Linked DNA regions of Homo sapiens: region 2 is linked to region 1. A link is a loop called in an ENCODE intact Hi-C map of the cell type or tissue named here. Cell type or tissue: PC-9. All regions are shown on one strand. Links, peaks and the distances in the headings refer to the core of each region. The heading gives the core; the rest is flanking DNA. Region 1 overlaps COL4A2 (collagen type IV alpha 2 chain). Region 2 has its middle 25 kb from the start of NAXD.

The links. Hi-C counts contacts between places; a loop is a spot of excess contacts. Peaks named below come from ENCODE experiments on the same cell type or tissue, not always from the same donor. Only the 100,000 strongest peaks of a DNase experiment are listed, where the experiment ranks them.
Region 2: a loop joins it to region 1, with 9 times the contacts of the local background. A loop is called at or near these places in 11 of 110 quality-filtered maps.

What each region holds. Positions count from the first base shown.
Region 1 is chr13:110,454,768-110,457,570 of GRCh38, forward strand. COL4A2 (collagen type IV alpha 2 chain) reads left to right here. Exons shown (of 48, transcript NM_001846.4): 21 at 2,576-2,668. COL4A2-AS2 (COL4A2 antisense RNA 2) reads right to left here. Exons shown (of 5, transcript NR_171022.1): 4 at 2,758-2,803; 5 at 1,630-2,589. Among named protein-coding and RNA genes, the nearest start is that of COL4A2-AS2, 7.1 kb to the right of the region's middle. RefSeq lists an enhancer at 1,279-1,328. In PC-9, for the core only: CTCF peaks have their summits at 1,304 (motif pointing right) and 1,506; a DNase peak (open chromatin) is centred at 1,324.
Region 2 is chr13:110,589,574-110,592,376 of GRCh38, forward strand. No RefSeq gene overlaps it. Among named protein-coding and RNA genes, the nearest start is that of NAXD, 25 kb to the right of the region's middle. In PC-9, for the core only: no CTCF peak of the experiment used is centred there; a DNase peak (open chromatin) is centred at 1,198; H3K27ac peaks cover 643 bases.

The DNA.
Region 1 (2,803 bases), core at 143-2,642:
TCGCTCGTTTCCTCTCTGGCCCTGTTCTGTGTGCTGAGCTACTAACAGAAACCGTTAACTCGACACAGAGTCAACCCTATGCACGTGTCTCACAAATGCCTCAAGCTCTCCATGTCCAAAATGGAGCTCTGGGCCTCCTCCGTCCCCACCCCCTGCCACCCCACAGACCTCTCCCTTGGTCCTCACCCTCCTGCACAAACCCGGGAGCTCCAGCAGAGCCCTGGGCTACTCTGCCTACCTCACCCATTCTGTACTGGCTCCCTCACAATCCTGGCGGGTCCTCCACTCCAGTGCTGTGTGTGCCCTTGCTATCCACCACCACCGCCCGCGTAGCCTGCTAGGATGGCACCCGTTGTTCCTTCCCTCTCCAGCCTGTCGTCCACACGGCAGACTCACATGGCAGACCGCGTAGCCTCCCTCCTTGATGCCCTTTAATGGCTTCCTACTGCCCTCGGGGTAAAAGCCAAGTCCGGTTTCTTCCCCTCCCTTTGTGCAAATCTGCCCTTCACTCACCACTCTGCGGGCGCTGGCCTTCTGCCTATTTCAGGGCCTTTTAGAAACCCTGTCCTCACTCTGGAGCATTCCCTCCCGCTCCCCACTTCAGGGGCTCCTTTTTATTCTTTGGGCTTTAATTGAAGCATCACTTCCTCAGAAAGGACTCAGCTGACTACCCCCAAAACATTTCACTGGGCCTCTCCCTGCTGCTTTTCCCCTGTTCCCCAGCACGGGCCATAATTTGAAAATCCGCATTAGTGTGTTTCCTGCATTGTGTGTTTAATGTGTGTCTCCACGTCTAAGCTGTAAGCTCCATGAGAGTCCATCGGTTTCATTTCCAGTTGTATACACACAGCACCTCGCACACAGCCTGGCACAGCATAGGCACGGGATAAGTGTTTGATGAGCGAATGAATGAATGAGCTATGGTAAACGTGCAGTGAGCAAACTACATGGGACGGTATCCATGTCCTCATTCTCATAGACATTTATCCTCACCTGGCAGTTCTCTGACTTGCAAACTCCCGTGCTCTTTTCCAAGCAGATAGCTGGGTTCTTTAAAGTTGGAGTTTTCTCACCTTCCTGTGTGTAACGGCCTCATCCCCTGCTCCTCTCAGGTTCCATGTAGTGTGTATAGCAACATGCCTTTTAATTTGCTGGGGGAGTGCCATTTGCCCATTGGAGCTCTGGCCCTATTATTTAACAGTGAGGAGGACAGATAGCTGCAGGGCACACCTGCAGAGCCTGCCCCCAGCAGCAGCTTGTGTGTCTTGCAGACACACACCCTCCTCCTGCCACGAGATGGCACTCTTCTTCTCCAGTGCGATGGCGCGCTCTTTGCTGGTGTGAAGAGCACCGTGTTTCTTGCACCGTCATCATCAGGGATGCCCCCGCCGGGATCATTGAGCCCTGCAGGAGCTAGTGGGGAGAGGTTTACAAGGGGAAGGTGGTGGGCGAGGTCATCCAACATGGCTGACCATGCTGAATCCAGATTGGCCACAACATTTAATTAGCATAACAGTTATCCTAACTCCGTGTGTGTGCATGTAAGGCATGAAAGAGGAAACAGTGTTCTGGAGGGATGCACACGTGTGCCCCCATTCCCATATCAGAAAAAGATCAAAATGGGAAACTGAGTTCATCTTTTTTTTAGTTTTTTGGGGGGGAACCAGAAGTGTGTAGCAGTCTTGGAATCCAAGTTACATGATCAAAAAATCAAAACTTTTCTTTGGACTCAATGTTTCTCAAAAGGAATAATTGTTATCCCTATAGTTTAATGGAAAAACTAAATTTGCAGACTCTTATATTTCTTTCCAACCCTGAAGGCTATCGCCACAAAATAGTCTAAGTTTTCTTTTGAAAAAATGTGCTTTTGTTTATGAAATTGGGTTTATGGATCATTTGGGGAGGCTTGGCTGAAAGCCACCCTGGGCTGGGTGGGACACCAGGCGTCTCTGTGGTGCCCATGCCCTGTGTCTGGGGGGACCCTGGGCATCCTTGATGCTGGTGCCTCACAACTGGGTGGGATGCCGGGCACCCATGGTGCCGATGCCCTGCGTCTGCGTGGAACCCCAGGCGTCCGTGGGGCTGATGCCCTGCGTCTGCGTGGGACCCCAGGCGTCCGTGGGGCTGATGCCGTGCGTCTGCGTGGGACCCCAGGCGTCCGTGGGGCTGATGCCCTGCGTCTGCGTGGGACCCCAGGCGTCCGTGGGGCTCATGCCCTGCGTCTGCGTGGGACCCCAGGCGTCCGTGGGGCTGATGCCCTGCGTCTGCGTGGGACCCCAGGCGTCCGTGGGGCTGATGCCCTGCGTCTGCGTGGGACCCCAGGCGTCCGTGGGGCTGATGCCGTGCATCTGCGTGGGACCCCAGGCGTCGTGGGGCTGATGCCGTGCGTCTGCGTGGGACCCCAGGCGTCCGTGGGGCTGATGCCCTGCGTCTGCGTGGGACCCCAGGCGTCCGTGGGGCTGATGCCCTGCGTCTGCGTGGGACCCCAGGCGTCCGTGGGGCTGATGCCCTGCGTCTGCGTGGGACCCCAGGCGTCCGTGGGGCTCATGCCCTGCATCTGTGGTTGTCTCTCTAGGCTTCCTGTTTGGGCTGAAAGGAGCAAAAGGAAGAGCAGGCTTCCCTGGGCTTCCCGGCTCCCCTGGAGCCCGCGGACCAAAGGGGTGGAAAGGTAAGAACATCTGGGAGGGACGGGATGAGGACAGCCTGGCCTTTCCAAGTCCCTCACCTTACAGAAGGTGAAATCCATCCCCCACTCACGTGTTTGGACATGAAAATGAGCCTGCATGTCTCTCCCAGCCTCCTG
Region 2 (2,803 bases), core at 57-2,556, 130 kb after region 1:
TAGTGCTTAGAATATATAAAGAACTCTCAAAATTTAACAGTTAAAAAAAACCACACAATCCAATTAGATGATGGGCAAAAAAAAAAAATGAGCATATATTTCACCAAAGAGGATATATGGATGACAAAGACATGAAAGAATATTCAACATCACTAGCCATTAGGGAGACACAAATTAAAACCACAATGTGATATAACTACATATCTACCAACCAGAATCGCTAAAATTAAAAGTGACAATATCAAATGCTGATGAGGATTTTGAGTAACTGGATCTCTCATACATTTCTGGCAGGAATGTAAAACGGTGCAGCTACTTTAAAAAACAGTTTGGCAGTTTCTTAAAAACAAAACCAAAAACTAAATATGCAACCACCACATGACCAGCCATTGCACTCCTGGGCGTGATCCTAGAGAACTGAAGACATGTTCACATGATAACTACACATACATGCTTGCATCAGCTTTAATCATACTAGCCCAATGCTAGAGATAACACAGATGCTCTTCAATGACTGAATGGTTAAACAAATTCTGGCCTATCCATACCATGGAATACTTACTGCTCAGCAGAGAAGGGAATCAAACTGTTGACACAGGCAGCAACCCGGATGAACCTCCAGAGAATCACACTGAGCTGGAGGGAAAATAAAGCAATTCCAAAGGTTACATACTGTAGATTCCATTTCTATAACATTCTGGAAATGACAAAATTATAGCAATGGAAAACAGTTCCATGGTTGCCAGGGGTTAAGGAGAGGGTTGGGGTGAAAGGGAAGTGAGTATGGCTACAGAAGGTCAATATCAAGGATCCTTGTGCTGACAGAAAGTTTGTAAATTTGGCCTGTAACAATGTCACCATTCTGGTTGCCATCTTGTACTGTAGTTTTGCAAGATGCTATCATTGGAGGAAACTAGGTGAAGAGCATTTGAGCTGTTTCTGTATTATTTCTTTTAACTGCATGTGATTCTATAATTATCTCCAGTAGTTTTAGAAAAAAGTCGTGGTGAGAGGCAAAGAGAATGATGTATGTAAATTCCTCAGCACAATGCCTGGCAGGTAGGAGGGACTTTAGTGCTATCACTGAAAAGTCCTGGGCAAGCCAGGACAGCTGGTCACCCACAGGGCAGGTCCAGAATTCGCTCACTCAGTGTCGCCAAGGACTCAGGTTTTCCACCTTCCCGCCCTGCCCTCCTTGGAATGCTGGCTCATGTTCAAGTCGGATGCCCTCAGGGTTACGGGGCAGCTTTTCCAGTTCCAGGCTTCATGTGCACACTGGTCCCCATGTCTCTCACCTCTCTCTAAGAGCAAAGAAACCACTCCTGGAGGCTTCCCTCCCTCACAGCTTGGTGGCTATGGTTGCTACAGTGATGATAAAAAGCCACTCGTTCATCACAATCAGCAAGGGAAATGGGACCGCAGTGCTGAGGTTGGGCCCGTCTGGATTTACCTCCAGACCCGGAGGAGAACCAGCCTTCCTGCGTCAAGTGGCAGAATTCTATCTATGCCAGCCAGTATGAAGGTTTTGGGTGGCCCCCCAGAGCTGTTCTTCCTCCTTTCTCAGGACTCCAATGGCCTAACATGCGTGGCTCTGGGCACCTGAGTTGTGTTTCCTGGACCCGCCAGATCTAAGCGGGTCAACACCAGAAACTGCGCGTGTTCATGTGGTTATCCTCCAGCATCTTGCAGGTGCCCCGTGCATGTAAAGCATAGTCACATATTTGCTTAAATGAATTCAGTAGCCTTCAACCTATTGATTCTGCCTCTCAAATGTCTAATTAAATCTATACCCACAACCATATCACGATGGTCCACATTAGAAACTTCATCAGGCGCCAAGCTGGCTACCTAGAGTGTCTCTTAATTTCCGCAGATGCAGAGCTGCAAATGTTTCTTGCTCTTCTGAGCACTCCTACATTTGATTTATTCATTTGGCATTTTGAAGTGAAGGCAAGACAGTGTTATTGTTAACTCCGTGCTTTTCTTTAAAATGTTTCTTTGCTGGCTGGGGGTGGCGGTTCATGCCTGTCATCACAGCACTTTGGAAGGCTGAGGAAGGATTACCTGAGGCCAGGCGTTCAAGACCAGTCTGGGCAACATACTGAGACCCTATCTCTACAAATCAAATAAAATAGGTCAGGCGCCATGGCTCACGCCTGTAATCCCAGCACCTTGGGAGGCCGAGGCAGGCGGATCACCCGAGGTCGGGAGTTCAAGACCAGCCTGACCAACATGGAGAAACCCTGTCTCTACTAAAAATACAAAAATTAGCCAGGTGTGGTGGTGCATGCCTGTAATCCCAGCTACTTGGGAGGCTGAGGCAGGAGAATCGCTTGAACCTGGGAGGCAGAAGCTGTGGTGAGCCGAGATCACGCCATTGCACCCCAGCCTGGGCAACAAGAGCAATACTCTGTCTCAAAAAAAATAAATAAATAAAATGAAAAAAGACAAGTAAAATAAAATAGCCAGGCGTGGTGGGGTGCCATCTGTGGTCCCAGCTACTTGGGAGGCTCAATGGGAGGATCACCTGCGCCCTGGAGTTCAAGGCTGTGGTGAGCCAAGATCACACCACTGCACTCCAGCCTGGGTGACATAATAAGATCCCATTTCAAAAAAACAGATAAAATAAAAATATTTATTTGTGATCCATCTAAACCTATATGAATTTCTGTACTCTTATTTATGTTTTCTTTTGTTTTTATTTTTATGTACTTATTTATTTATTTTTAAAAACAGGGGGCCTCATTCTGTCGCCCAGGCTGGAGTGCAGTCACTGCAGCTTCAGACTCCTGGGTCTAAGCAA